Linked DNA regions of Homo sapiens: region 1 is linked to region 2. Evidence: chromatin contacts called from ENCODE Hi-C or POLR2A ChIA-PET data. All regions are on one chromosome and are shown on one strand. The core of a region is the stretch at or near the end of the contact, and the rest is flanking DNA. Distances in the headings are between cores, read along the strand shown.

Region 1 (7,000 bases), core at 4,402-6,901, 7.3 Mb after region 2:
ACTAGAGGATTTTTAAAGGAAAAGAAGGGGAGTTCCTGAATTGTTTACCAAAAATTTACATTAAAATAACAAGCTATTGATTGGCTATCCATTGTTTTTTATACACATATTCCAGGAACATGAAGACAATGGGTGGGGCAGCTAGACAGGAACAAAAAGACTTTTTTTTTTCCTTTGAGACGCAGTCTGTCTCTGTTGCCCAGGCTGGAGTGCAGTGGCGCAATCTCAGCTCACTGCAACCTCCGCCTCCCGGGCTCAAGCGATTCTCCTGCCTCAGCCTCCCCAGTAGCTGGGATTACAGGCACCCACCACTACGCCTGGTTAATTCTTTGTATTTTTAGTAGAGACAGGGTTTCACTATGTTGGCCAGGCTGGTCTCCAACTCCTGACCTCGTGATCCACCCGCCTCAGCCTCCCAAAGTGCTAGGATTACAGGTGTGAGCCACCTCGCCCAGCCCTGTCTTATTAATTTTAATAATTTGTCTGAGATTCTCCTGAATTTGTACTGTTAATTGAAAAAAGAACCCCACAATATCCATAAATACTCTGTTGCCCAGGCTGGAGTACAGTGATGCAATCATGACTCGCTGCGACCGCTGCCTCCTGGGCTCAAGCAACCCTCCTGCCTCAGCCTCCCAGGTAGCTGGGACTATAGGTGCCTTTCACCATGCCCAGGTACTTTTTGTAGAAATGGGGTTTTGCCATGTTGGCCAGGCTGGTCTTGAACTCCTGAGTTTAAGTGATCTGCCCGCCTTGGCCTCCCAAATTGCTGGGACTACAGGTGTGAGCCACTGCGCCTGGGTGACTTTCTTTCTCATAAAGGGTTACAGCCAGCAAGGTGGCCATCCCACAGGCTGGAAAATGTGCCTCTGAAGGAGGAGGGGTTGGGGCAGGAGCTCCATGCTGAACAGGTTGGCTAAACATACACATTCAACAGGTTATAGGAGGAGCTATGAATATTCATGAAGGTCCTGACAACATGCATACTGAACAAACATGCATGTAACATACAACTCATGTTCACCTTGGGGTGGAGACTTAGCATCAAAATGTACTAAAATTAGGCCTTATAGGCTGGGTGCAGTGGCTCGCGCCTGTAATCCCAGCACTTTGGGAGGCTGAGGTCTGGCCAATACGGTGAAACCCAGTCTCTACTAAAAATAAAAAAAAAACTAGCTGGGCACCGTGGTGCACACCTGTAGTCTTAGCTACTTGGGAGGCTGAGGCAGGAGAATCACTTGAACCCAGGAGGCGGAGGTTGCAGTGAGCCGAGATGGCACCACAGCACTCCAGCCTGGGCAATAGTGGGAGACTCCGTCTCAAATAAATAAAAATATATACATACATAAAATAAAATTAGGCCTTATAGTAAAAAGGTCTTTCCAGGACACAAAAGCACACAAGTATGCAGCCTCTCTGAACCAGCCGGAACCAATCCATAGTCAGTGGTCTTACCTGGAGAAAGTTGCTGAAATCAGTCTCTTGTTCAATGAAAGCTGTAGTTGGCTGGGCATAGTGGCTCACACCTGTAGTCCCAGCACTTTGGGAGGCCACGATGGGAGGATTGTTTAAGCCCAGGAATTTGAGATCAGCCTAGGCAACATGGCAAAACCCCATCTCTACCAAAAATACAAAAAGTAGCTGGGTGCAAACTCCACCTCCCGGGTGGACCTACTGGTACACCTAGTGGTGCACACCTGTAGGCCCAGCTACTTGGGAGGCTGAGGTGGGAGGATTGCTTGAGGCTGGGAGGTTGAAGCTGCACTCAGCCAGGATTGCACCACTGCACTCTAGCCTGGAGGACAGAGTGAGACGCTGTTTCAAAAGAAGAGAAAGCTAGTTATGGTGGGTGAATGGGGTCAGTTAGCATCTGGAGCTGGATGAGCTGCAAATCGTTTTAACATTGTTTATCTTGAGGTCAGTACTTACTTAGCTGCTAGAGAAAAGGAACAACCTCGTGGCAGTGAGAATAGAGTTTATTCTTTAATTGTAGAGGTGTAGGACTTAACTTGTGCCTGGCATGGCCCTAAATCTTATTAATTAATTAATTTATTTATTTTTGGAATCAGAGTCTCACTTTGTCACCCAGACTGGAGTGCAGTTGTGCCATCTTGGCTCACTGCAACCTCCACCTCCTGGGTTCAAGTGGTTTTCCTGCCTCAGCCTCCCAAGTAGCTGGGATTACAGGCATGCGCCACTATGTCCAGCTAATTTTTGTATTTTTTGTAGAGATGGGGGTTCACCATGTTGGCCAGGCTGGTCTCGAACTCTCAGCCTCAAGTGATCTGCCCGCCTTGGACTCTCAAAGTGCTGGGATTACAGATGTGAGTCACCATGCCCAGCCACAGGTCTTATTTATAATTTGGTATGTTATCGCCATAAAGAGTCTGTTTTTCAGTCTTCTATGTTTTCAGTCTTACATATTTTAACGCAAATGCTAGTGCCTTGTCTCTAAGTCACCAAAGGGAGGAGTTATAACGACATGAGTGGGCTCTCCTATCCCATCGTGGCTGGGAACTCAGTTTTAAGTTTTTTCTGAGGTCCCCTTGGCCAAGAGGGGATCCGTTCAGTCAGTGAGGAGTTTAGGATTTTATTTTTAGTTTATATTCCCTTCTTTTGGCCAAGATTTGCCAGAGATGGCATTGATGACCAAACTTTTATTTTGTCCTATATCGTTGCTGGGGCTGTGTGCTACCTGCACTGGGTCCATCTTGTCCCTTGGTGGGATCCCTATGGCCAAGAGACTTAGAGCCAAAAGACTGAAAGACAGCTAATTAAATGTTTTAGGACAGATAGGAAAGGAGATGGGCAGGCACTCATTCACCCTTAAAAACCTTTTGTGCAGCCAGGTGCGGTGGCTTATGCCTGTAATCCTAGCACTTTGGGAGTCTGAGGCGGGTGGATCACGAGGTCAGGAGTTTGAGACCAGCCTGATCAACATAGTGAAACCCTGTCTCCACTAAAAATACAAAATGAGCCAGGCATGGTGGCACATGCCTGTAACCCTAGCTACTCGGGAGGCTGAGGCAGGAGAATCACTTGAACCTGGGAGGCGGAGGTTGCAGTGAGCTGAGATTGCACCATTGTACTCCGGTCTGGGCGACAGAGCGAGATTCCATCTCAAAAAAATCAAAATAAAACAAACAACAACAACAACAAAAAACAACCTTTTGTGCAACATAAGAGGCAAAAACCAAAATCCAAAACGTGAGGTTACAAAATTGACTTATCTCTAAGTTTTATGTATTGAGCTATCAGCTATTTAGGTATTTGTGAACCATCTTTGATTCAGAGGGTCTGAACAAATTTTATCCCTCGAAACCAGCCCTTACAATCTCATGCGTTTACCTCTTCTGCAATTGTCCCTGGGCCTAGAGGGAGGGTGTTTGATATCAAATCAGATTGGAGCCAATGGGATTTTAAATCATTTTCAGATTCTGGAGATATCAGGTAGAAAAAGAGAGGTAATCTTCATTTTTTACTTAATTGTTGTAGCTATAAAATAGCTTAAAAGGAAAAACAGCTTTTTGACTCTGGAAAACAAAACATAAGTAAATGTTTCGAACAGAAATATAAGTCCTATTTGGTTTTGACAACGACAGGAAAAGGAAGCTTACAGGTAACTAAATATTCAAATTATTTAGTTCAAGGCATAGAACAAATTATATTAGCTTAGAGGCAATTTTTTTTTTTTTTTTTTGAGATGGGGTCTCACTCTGTCACCCAAGCTGGAGTGCAATGGTGCAATCTCAGCTCACTGCAACCTCCGCCTCCTGGGTTCAAGAGATTCTCCTGCCTCAGCCTCCTGAGTAGCTGGGATTACAGGCGCCTGCCACCACACTGGGCTAATTTTTTATATTTTTGGTAGAGACAGGGTTTCATCATGTTGGCTAGGCTGGTCTCGAACTCCTGACCTCAAGTGATGTGACCGCCTAGGCCTCCCAAAGTGCTGGGATTACAGGCGTGAAAACCGCACCCAGCCAGATAGAGGTAAAAGTGTTAAATGGGTCTTTGAATACAGGCCTGTTCTTGTGTCTCTTGAAAGCAGTATAACTTCGGTTGCTGTCTTTTCCCAGGTCGGAAGACTGGGAGATCATGTAAGATTTAAACGTTTTCAAATTTGTTGAAACTGATTTATGGTCCAGCATGTGATCAGTTTTGCTAAACGTCCTGTGTAGGTACTTGTGAAGAAAGTGCGAGGCAGGCGGATCACAAGGTCAGGAGTTCGAGACCAGCCTGGCCAATATGGTGAAACCCTGTCTCTACTAAAAATACAAAAATTAGCTGGGCGTGGTTGCCGGCGCCTGTAGTCCCAGCTACTCAGGAGGCTGAGGCAGGAGAATCGCTTGAACCTGGGGGGCGGAGGTTGCAGTGAGCTGAGATCGTGCCACCACACTCCACCCTGGGTGACAGAGTGAGATTCCCTTTCAAAAAAAAAAAAAAAAAGAATGTGCGTTCCACAGCTGTGGGCTTAGTGCTCACACTAAGCATCTTCCTTGGATGTCTGTTATGCTTATTTTCTTTTTTTTTAGAGATGGGGTTTTGCTGTTTCGTCCCAGCTGAAGTGCAGTGGCATGATTATGGCTCACTGCAGCCTCGAACTCCTGGCTCAAGGGATCCTCCTGCCTCAGCCTCCCAAGTAGGTGGGACTCAGAGGTGAGCCACCACACCAGGTTCCATTATGCTAGTTTTCTTAATTGGCATTGGAGAAAACCATAAAATTAGGGGAAAAGGGTAGATACTAAAAGAGTGCTATTGGAGTATGATTGGAGGTGGAGTGAGAAAAGGAAATAGACCTTGCTTTCATGGGGCTGTTGAGGAGTCCAAATGAGCAGTATAGAGGCCTGGCTTGGTTGGATGAGATGGAGAAATTCAAGACCTATTTTTGAGATAGTAAGCCCGGACATTTAATTAATTAAAAATAATTGTATCAATTACTGAGAGTAAGAATACTAATAAAAGCAGTAACAGCAGTGGCAAAAGTAACCACACAAGCAGAAATACGAAAACCAAGATGATAAGACCATACAGTCCGGCAGTGTCTTACTAACAGGGTTGTGGGCGTCCCACTCCTTCTCTTCATCCTCCTCCAGCTCCTCCTCCACGTCTTCCTCCAGCTCCTGCTCCTCTTTCTTTTCCAGTACCTCCTCAGCCCCTTCTCCTCTGCCAGCCCCTCCTCCCACCTCCGCTCCCAGCCCCTCCTCCTTTCCCAGCCCCTCACCATCCAGCCCCTCCTCCTCCATCTCCTCCTCCTCTCTCAGCTCCTCCTCCTCCCCCAGCTCCTCCTCCTGCTCCTCCTTCTCCTCCACTCCTCCTTCTGCTCCTCCTTCTCGTTCAGCTCCTCCTCTCCCAGCCCCTCCTCCTCCTCCAGCCCCTCCTCCTCATCCAGCCCTTTCTCCTCTCCCAGCCCCTCCTCTCCCAGCTCCTCCTCCTCCTCCCTCCTCCTCCTCCAGCCCCTCCTCCTCCAGCCCCTCCTCCTCCAGCCCCTCCTCCTCCTCTTCCAGTTCCTATTCGGGGCGGGCCCAGCCCCTCCTCGCGGAGCGATCGATGGCTTGGGCTCGTCGCACACGCCTGCCCAGCCTCTGCGCTCGGCTCGCCAGGCCTGCGGCGCTGCCATGGAGACACGGCCCAGCGGCCGCCGGCCCCGCCCTGGGAGCCCCGCAGTGCGTCGCGCCGCTGCCCGCATCTCCGAGGCCCGCGACGAGCGGTGACTGGGGCGGGCGACGTGGGGGACCCGGGGATGCGGGCAGACGATAGGGGGCTGGAGGATGGGGCGACCCAGAGCGCGCGGGGTCTGGGGCGCGGGGATGGGGGCCGCGGGCCACGCGACGGGGACCCCAGGGTGCGCGCAGGTGGCGGGGACGCGCGATGGGGGCCCGGGAAGCTGAGGCTGACCTAGCGCAGGCATCCCAGGAGGGGAGGTCCCTGACGCTGCGCAGCTGGGAAGGCGTTCGGGAGTGGGTTGCGATGCTTCCCTGTTTGTTTTCTCCTGACATCGTTTTTGTTTGGGTCCAGGGGCCTCACGGGAGCTGGATGCTCGGAGCAGCAAGGCGGCCCTGGGGGCCCCTTCCGGTCCCGGGGCTGACGCCTGGCGGCGTCTCCGGGAACCCGCGCCCTTTCAAGCGCCGCTGGCTCCTGTTTCACAGATGGAGACCCTGAAGCCCCAACAAGCAGCCTCCCCAGCACCTCCCAGTGACTGAAAAAGCTGGCACTGGGCGCCCGTCTCACTCTCCACCCAGCTCCCAGGCTGCCCCACGGGACGTAAGTAGCTCGATCTAGGCCGCTGACCCCCAGAGACTTGATGCTGCGCTGCAGACTGCCGCCGCTGCCGGGGCGCTTGACTTCCCCTCTCCTGACAGCACGTTCGTTCCTTTGCAGCAGCACCTTTGGGGAGAGACGAGACCTGAACAAACGCTGGGGCTGGATCCCCAGGGTGGGTCAGAACAGCCGTTGCCCTGAAAGCTGGCCCGGACAGATGCGTGCGGGGCGTGCCACCGGAGCTCCTTCCAGCTTGCGTCTGGGGCCACCATGTCCCTTCCTCAGGGCACTGGATCCATCTCTTCAAGCTCAGTGGTCCAGGCCATGGTGGCAGAATCACCCCCCAGGGTGTGACGCCTCGTCCCTGTCAATTCCACACAGCTGCACCCGGAAGAGCTGTGGCCGGGCGCCGCTCTGACCTGTGTGCGGTCCCCTGAATGGGTCTCAGGTGTCTTCAGAATGGTGAGGCCGCCTCATTTCCTCACCACACAACCCTCCTGAGGACGTTGCCTGCAAATGGGCGGAATTCCTAATTTCTACCATTCAGTTAAACGAGGGATCCTTAAGCCCCAAAGCTGGGAAAGCTGTCCGTTAATTTAGTGCGCGTGGGCCGTCTCAGAACAGCAGGGTTCCCAGGAGTCCAGCGGGACGGGGGAGGGGATGAGTGGCCGTGTCCCCCTGGCAGAGAAGGCCTTGTCTGAAGGCTACGCCCGCCTCCGGTACAGGGACACCTCCTTGCTCA
Region 2 (7,115 bases), core at 1,033-3,532:
CAAGGGAGCACAGAGGCCATGAGAGCACAGAAGAGCGAGTGCTCCCTGCAAGGAGGCTTCCCAAAGCAAAGATATTTGAGCCAAGCCGCAAAAAAATTAGTATGGTAGAAAAGGGAGGGAAGAGCCAGGCATGGTGGCTCATGCCTGTAATCCCAGTACTTTGGGAGTCCAAGGCGGGTGAATCACAAGGTCAGGGGTTCAAGATCAGCCTGGCCAACATATAATGACATCTCATTTCTACTAAAAATGCAAAAATTAGCTGGGCGTAGTGGCGGGCACCTGTAATCCCAGCTACTCGGGAGGCTGAGGCAGGAGAATTGCTTGAACCTGGGAGGTGGAGGTTGCAGTGAGCTGGAGGTTGCAGTGAGCTGAGATTGCGCCACTGCTCTCCGTCCTGGGTGACAGAGTGAGACTCTGTCATAAAAAAAAAAAAAAGAAAAGAAAAGAAAGAAAGAAAAGAAAAGGGAGGGGAGGGCATTACAGGCAGAAGGAAGCACAATGCGGTGGGCTCAGAGGAACGAAACAGCAGTGACTTTAGTAAAACAAGGGAACGGAAGCAGAAAAGGTGACCACAGAGAGGAGCCACAACAGAGCTTGCAGGACACTGCTGTGAACTTGGGCCTTATCCCGGAAGGAGTGGGCAGCCTTAAATGGTTTTAGGAGAGTGTTGTCTTCATGGCATTGAGGATGGATAGGAGCCAGGGAACCCGGCAAAAGGCCCCTTACAATAATGCAGAAGAGAGATCACAGTAACCAACATAAAGGGTGTAGCTACGGGGATATGCAAGGAAGGGGCAGATTTGGCTGGGTGCCATGGCTCACACCTGTAATTGCAGCACTTTGGGAGGCCGAAGCGAGTAGATTGCTTGAGGCCAGGAGTTTGAGACCAGCCTGGCCAACATGGTGAAATCCCATCTCTACTAAAAATACAAAACAAATTAGCCGGGCGTGGTGGCACACGCCTGTGATCCCAGCTACTCAGGAGGCTGAGACATGAGAATCATAGGAACCCAGGAGGCGGAGCCAAGATCGGGCGATTGAACTCCAGCCAGGGCAACACAGCCAGACCCCGTCTCAAAAAAAAAAGGGGGGCGACAGACTGGAGAAATGTTTAGGACAGAGCAGCTGGACTTGGTGAGATATTGGGGCAAAAAGGATGGTAGCGTCAACCTGAGAGGGGGCACAGGAGCAGGGAGGGACTAGGGTAGGGGTGGCCATTCAGGCCCCTGCTGGGTCATGTGAAAGTGACCAGTTTTCCTCATACAGATGCTGGGGCTGACCTCCCTGGAGTGTGATATCCAGGACCTTTTCTCTCCAGGTCAATAGAGAAAAAGAATGTTCCAGAGCCTTCTTCAGCCTGGAAGCTTCTGGCAGGTTCCAGTCACTCTGTGGGCAGTACCAGCTGCAATCTTGCCACCAGGCCCCACCCACTCTGCACTGCACCACCCCTGGCATCCCACAGCCTCTGCAGGGGGCACCCCAGGCACCTCCAGGCCACTGGCCCCTGCATCTTCCGGACCAGTAGAACCAAATTTCTGTTCCGTGTACTTCTGTTCCGTGTCCCGTTTCCTTGTTCTGGTTACATGCATGTCACAAAGTTATATCTGTGGCAGCTAGCTGTGTAGCCTGGGGCTGAATTAATAAGGAGTACATTGTAGAATCAAGTTAATGACTGCAACTCTAAGACAGGTGGCTTGGGAGTCAGACAGAACCAAGTTCAAATCCTGACTTATTCGCTCTGTGTCTTTAGGCAGTGACTCCTCAGACCCTCCGTGCCCTCTGCTCACCCTTCCTCCTGTCTCACCCCTCTGCGGTTCACAGCCCCTCTTCCCTCAGGCCCCTCTTGTTCACACTTATCTCCTGTTCATGTGCCCCTCTCCTCCTTCGACCCCACTCCCAGGCCACACGCCTCTCACGCCCACACCTAGGGCAGGTTCCCCACTGTCTCCAGATTGATACTGGTCAGTTACCTCAGGGTTCTGAAGGAAGAGCGCTGAGACCCAGAGGCCACCCCATGCCCCTCCCTTTACCTCCAGCCCCCAACCTGGTCTCCAGGCAGGTGCCAGCCCGGGCCGGCCTCGGGGACCTGGCTGGCCTGCCTGGCTCGACTGGAGTATTCCGCCCTGACTCAGGTCTTGGGAACACCGCTCTGCCCCCAGGGGAAGTTGGGGGTGGCGGTGGCAACTGGGCTTCCAGGCTGGCCCGGATTTCTGCTCCTCTGACTCCCTCCCCCAGCAGTCCCCTCCCACCGCCCACCCCGCTGCGCTCCCCGGGAGCAGGGGAGAGGCGTGGCCCGAGACGAGGCCCAGAAAGGGGGCGGGGCCGGACGGAGACGTTCCGAGGCCAGCCCCGCCCCCTGGGCCCCGACAGCCCAGACCCCCTCCGGGAAGGCCCCGGGAACCAGAGTAGGGCACAGGCCGGGCGCCCCTCGGAGTTCGGACGCCCCGGGCCTGACCCGCACCCGGCCTGGTGGGGCCACCCCTCGGCCGGGGAGGCTCCCAGAGCCAGCACCCGCTTCCTCCCCAGGGCGGGGCCCGGCGGCCATGGGCCAAGCGCCGTAAAATTTAAAGAGGTGAGAGAGACACTTCGCAGAAACCTCAGCGGCGCGGGGAAATGAAATAAGGCCTCCCCCCGGGGCGCCCGCCCCCGCCCGCGCTGCCCAGGCCCCAGGTCACCCTGGAGGGTCCAGGTGCGGGCCCCGCGCACAGCAGCCTCTCCCCGGGCGGGCGAGGGCTCTCTCCCTTTCCAGCGCTGCCCCAGGCACTCGGGGATCGGGACCCAGCCAACGGCCCCAGTCCCAGGCGGGGGCCGAGCTGGCCCGAGAAGCTCTCCCCCTCCAGGGCAGAGAGCGTCCCCTCCCCCACGTGGAAAAGCAAACCCAGACCCCCCTGCCCCACTAAAAACTTGTCCCTCTCCTTTCTCGGTGTCCATGGTGGGTCTGGTTCCCACCGCTCCCTCCCTCCCCGCACAGTCTGAGACCCCCTTCCCCGGGCCGCCCCGTCGATCCCAGGTGATGGATGGAGCCTTCAGGGAGCCCGCGCGGGCGGGCTAGGCTCGGGCGGAAATGAAGAGGATAAGATCTGCGAGCAGAGCCGCCTGACACCGTGATATCCGCCTGGCTCGCTGCGCTCCGGGTGATGGATGGGGCGGAGCTCCCCACCCCCCAGCCCCGGAACCTGGCGCCCCTCCCAGAAACACCGCTCCGCTGCCACACACGCGGCCGCCGGACTCCCAGCCACCGGCGCACTCACGCGGCGCCCCCCACGCATCAGCCCGGCGCGCACGAAGGGAACCGTTCCTCTTCCCAGTCCCCTGGCGCTAGCACCAGCAGGACTGCCCTTAGCGCACACCACACCTTACCCACTTGCCCATCACACAGCCTCTTCCGCGCACGCACATACACATGCATGCAAGCTGCACGCCACCCCTCCCGCCCCCCAAACATGTGTTCTTTCCTGAGTCTTGGAGCCACTCAGGAAGAGGGTTTGACTACCGTGAAACTCAGCCCTGGGCGGGGGTCTTGGGACAGGGAACAGAACAGCAATTGCTAATTGTGCTTAGCATCTTGTTCGGCCACTGAGCAGGTCGGGCTTGGCATGGACCACGGCAGCTGAGGCGCCAGGACTGTCCGAGCAGGCCTCACCATCAGTGTTACCATGGTTACCATCTTCCTAGCATTATCACTCAGCGACATCATCGTTACCATGGTTACAGGCACCGCATCTCCCTCTTCCGCGTTGCTGCCATTTGATTCCCATCACCATTACCATTCATTCATTCACTCATTCGTGTATCACTCATCCCCTCTATTCATCAGCTGGGGATAGAGAGATAAGTCAGTCGGTCCCCACCTTTGAGAGCGCACAGCTGAAATAGGGGAGGCAGAGGTAAGCAGCCAAGAGCCTGGTGCATTCTGTAGAGCCCTGAGGAACAATGAGGCCTTGCCACATAGATGGCACCAGGCAGGAAGGACCACAGTAAGAAGAAAGGCATGCAGCTGTCAACAGCATCATCGCCACCACGGGGTGCTCCATGTGCTTGGAGGAGAGTACACTCTCCGGGGCAGGCAAGCAGGGCAGTCATGGGCAGGCAGTAAGGAGAGGAAACCGGTTTGGGCCACACCATGAAGGTTTAATGACCCAAGGTTCCTGTGGCACAGTGATTAAGAGCCAGTCTTAGGGAGTCTGAATGAAGGACCTGGACTTGAATCCTGACTTTGCCACCCCCTGGCTTAGGGACGTTGGGCCCGTCATTTCTGCAGTGTCTGGCACTTTGGAAGTGCTCTGGAAGTCATTGTTTTCATTACTATTCTTTTTCCTAGAGGCCACGCTTTTGGCCTCTAGGAAAGCTCAGGTTCCTCTCTTCCCTAACCTACAGCTAAGCCACACCTCTGAGGAGCCAACGTAGGTGGTTAAGGCCAAGGTTATTACTGGAGGGTGAAGTCTGGGAGCGGAGCTTTCCTAGAACCAGTCCACCTGTGTGTGCCCTCTCCTTTGTTTCCGTGTGGCTGCAGGCTGGAGGACCAGGGATTGTCTGTCATAAGGAAGGAGTTCCTACCCCTGCACATGCTAGGCAGGTAAAGGCTTGTTCCCGCTTACCTGAGCCAGGGATTCAACACCATGATTGGAACCCAGGGCCTTAGGTGATTGTTCTTTATCCAGGGTTTCCATCAGAACCACTGCTGGATTTTTTTTTTTTTAAATATGGGTGCCTGGCGGCCTGGAAAACATAGTGAGACATTGTCTCTACTGAAAATAAAATAAAATAAATTAGCAGGACGTGGTGGTACACACCTGTAGTCCCAGCTACTTGGAAGGCTGAGGCAGGAGGATCTCTTGAGCCATAAGGTCGAGGCTGCAGTGAGCTGTGATTGTGCCACTGCACTACAGCCTGGGTGATAGAGCAAGACCCCTTCTCAAGAAAAAAAAAAAAAGAAAAAAGATTTGTGCCTTATTATATCTATCTGATTGTGCCTTCCTTGTCTCTTTTTACTACCTTCTTCACACCTACTGACTCAGAAGTGACTACGGTTTTTTGTTTTTGTTTTCTTTTTGTTTTTTTGAGATGGAGTTTTGCTCTTGTTGCCCAGGCTGGAGTGCAATGGCTCGATCTCAGCTCACTGCAACCTCTGCCTCCTGGGTTCAAGCGTCTCCTGCCTCAGCCTTTCCTGAGTAGCTGGGATTACAGGCATACACCACGACACCCAGCTAATTTTGTATTTTTAGTAGAGATGGGGTTTCTCCATGTTGGTCAAGCTGGTCTCAAACTCCCGACCTCAGGTGATCCTCCCGCCTCAGCCTCCCAAAGTGCTGGAATTACAGGCATGAGCCACCAAGCTCGGCCAACTACTGTTTTTAGCTGGTGTTTATTCTGCCTGTTCTCATGTTTACACTTTTACTATAAAGGTACCTGTAAAAATGTAGCATTATTTTGTGTATTTACATAAGTTGTTATAAACTATCATGTACATATTTACCTGAACAGAATCATTCCCAACTTTTCACTAAACATTATTTTCTAGGATTTGTCCACATTGATATATGTAGCTTTTGTTCATTCCTTTTATCTGATGATAAGTAGCCCGTTGTACAAAACGACTGAAATTTCTTTATTTACCCCACTGTTTGTAGACATACAGATTGTTTTCTGGTTTTGTTGCAATTACAAATGATCATCCTCATGCATGTCTGTTTGTGTATTACAGCAAAATGGCTCTGGCGCATACACTAAGGAGTGGAATTGCTTGGTGCCAGGGTGTGTATATTGTCAAATTGTATTTCCAAATTGCTCTCCAAAGTTGTTGCCCTAATTTACCCTGCCACCAGCAGTGCGCAAATCTTCATTTCTCCACATCCTTACTAATACTTGCTACTGCCAGACTTTTAAATTTTTGCCCATTTGAAGGATGTGATATGATATCTTGTTAATCTTTTAACTGTGGGGGTCTTCACCCAATTATGAATGAAGTAGTTGAGCATCTTTTCATTTGTTATGGGAAATTCCCATTTTCTCCTTTGCGTATTTGCTGTTCGCACCCTTTGTCTATTTTTCTGCTGGTTGTTTGTCTTTACCTTATTGGACTGAAGAAGTTGTTTACATAAACTGAATATAAATCCTTTACATTTTTTATTGTGAAAATATTTTCTCCGACTTTGTGGTTTTAAAATACTTTTGAAGAGTGTTATTTCAAATTTTATTTCATTTTTAGATGATAAAAAATAGCCGTATATATTATATATTTATGGGGTACAATGTGATGTTTTGATATATGTTTAAATTGTGGAATGATCAAAGCAAGCTAATTAACAAATCCATCACTGCACATTCTTAGTTTTTCATGGTCAAAACATATAAAATCAACTCAGTAATTTTGATAAATTTTTTTCTGTACTTCAATGGATGTAAAAACTTTTTTAAATTTAGGATGCCTTTATATATAATGGTTTTGGCACAAGGATAGGCAAATAAAACAATAGAACAGAATGAAGAGTCAGATTTATCAGTCTTCAGAGTTAGTGCTTTTCTTCCTCCCTCCCTCCCTCCCTCCCTCTTTCCTTCCTTTCTTCCCTTCTCTCCTTCCTTTCTCCTTTTATTCCTTCCTTCCTTCTTTCCTTCTGTCCTTTCCTCTTTCCTTCCTTCCTTCTTTCTTTCCAATACTTAAGAAATTTTTCCCTAAACAAGACCATGAGATATTCTTTAATAATTTCTTCTATTTTATTTTTTATTTGTATTTATTTATTTTTTGAGATGGAGTCTCGCTCTGTCACCCAGGCTGGAGTGCAGTGGTACAATCTCAGCCCACTGCAAACTCTGCCTCCCAGTTTCCAGTGATTCTCCTGCCCCAGCCTCCCGAGTAGCTGGGACTACAGGTGCACGCTACCACACCCAGCTAATTTTTGTATTTTTAGTCAAGATGGAGTTTCATCATGTTGGTCAGGCTGGTCCCAAACTCCTGACCTCAGGTGATCCACCCTCCTCGGCCTCCCAAATTGCTGGGATTACAGGTGTGAGCCACCTCACCCAGCTGATTTCTTCTATTTTAAATGCTTTGATTTTTTTTTTTTTTTGCATTTAGGCCTTCAATCACCTAGAATTTATTTCTATATATGATCTTC

What was found. A loop is a pair of places that touch in the nucleus more often than their neighbours do. ChIA-PET counts read pairs that join two places held with the same protein, here RNA polymerase II (POLR2A).
Region 1: a loop to region 2 is called in a map of CD8-positive, alpha-beta T cell, with 19 times the contacts of the local background. The contact joins the promoter of BRD3OS here to the enhancer-like site in region 2. A Hi-C loop is called at or near these places in 1 of 168 maps with a recorded cell type or tissue (CD8-positive, alpha-beta T cell). POLR2A ChIA-PET finds 5 or more read pairs at or near these places in 1 of 52 experiments (CD4-positive, alpha-beta T cell).

Annotation. Positions count from the first base shown.
Region 1 is chr9:134,019,830-134,026,829 of GRCh38, forward strand. BRD3OS (BRD3 opposite strand) reads left to right here and starts at 5,652. Exons shown (of 3, transcript NM_001355256.2): 1 at 5,652-5,707; 2 at 6,016-6,261; 3 at 6,379-7,000. The coding sequence starts at 6,919. RefSeq lists silencers at 5,086-5,215, 5,526-5,945.
Region 2 is chr9:126,720,314-126,727,428 of GRCh38, forward strand. LOC107987129 (a long non-coding RNA gene) reads left to right here. Exons shown (of 3, transcript XR_001746936.3): 3 at 1,319-5,102. Among named protein-coding and RNA genes, the nearest start is that of ZBTB43, 81 kb to the right of the region's middle. RefSeq lists an enhancer at 1,735-1,794 and silencers at 2,035-2,644, 2,705-2,784. Within about 2 kb of position 2,283, at least 26 of the 41 ENCODE cell types and tissues checked have a DNase peak (open chromatin) inside an H3K27ac peak, as active enhancers do; they include CD4-positive, alpha-beta T cell and CD8-positive, alpha-beta T cell, where a contact is called at or near this core.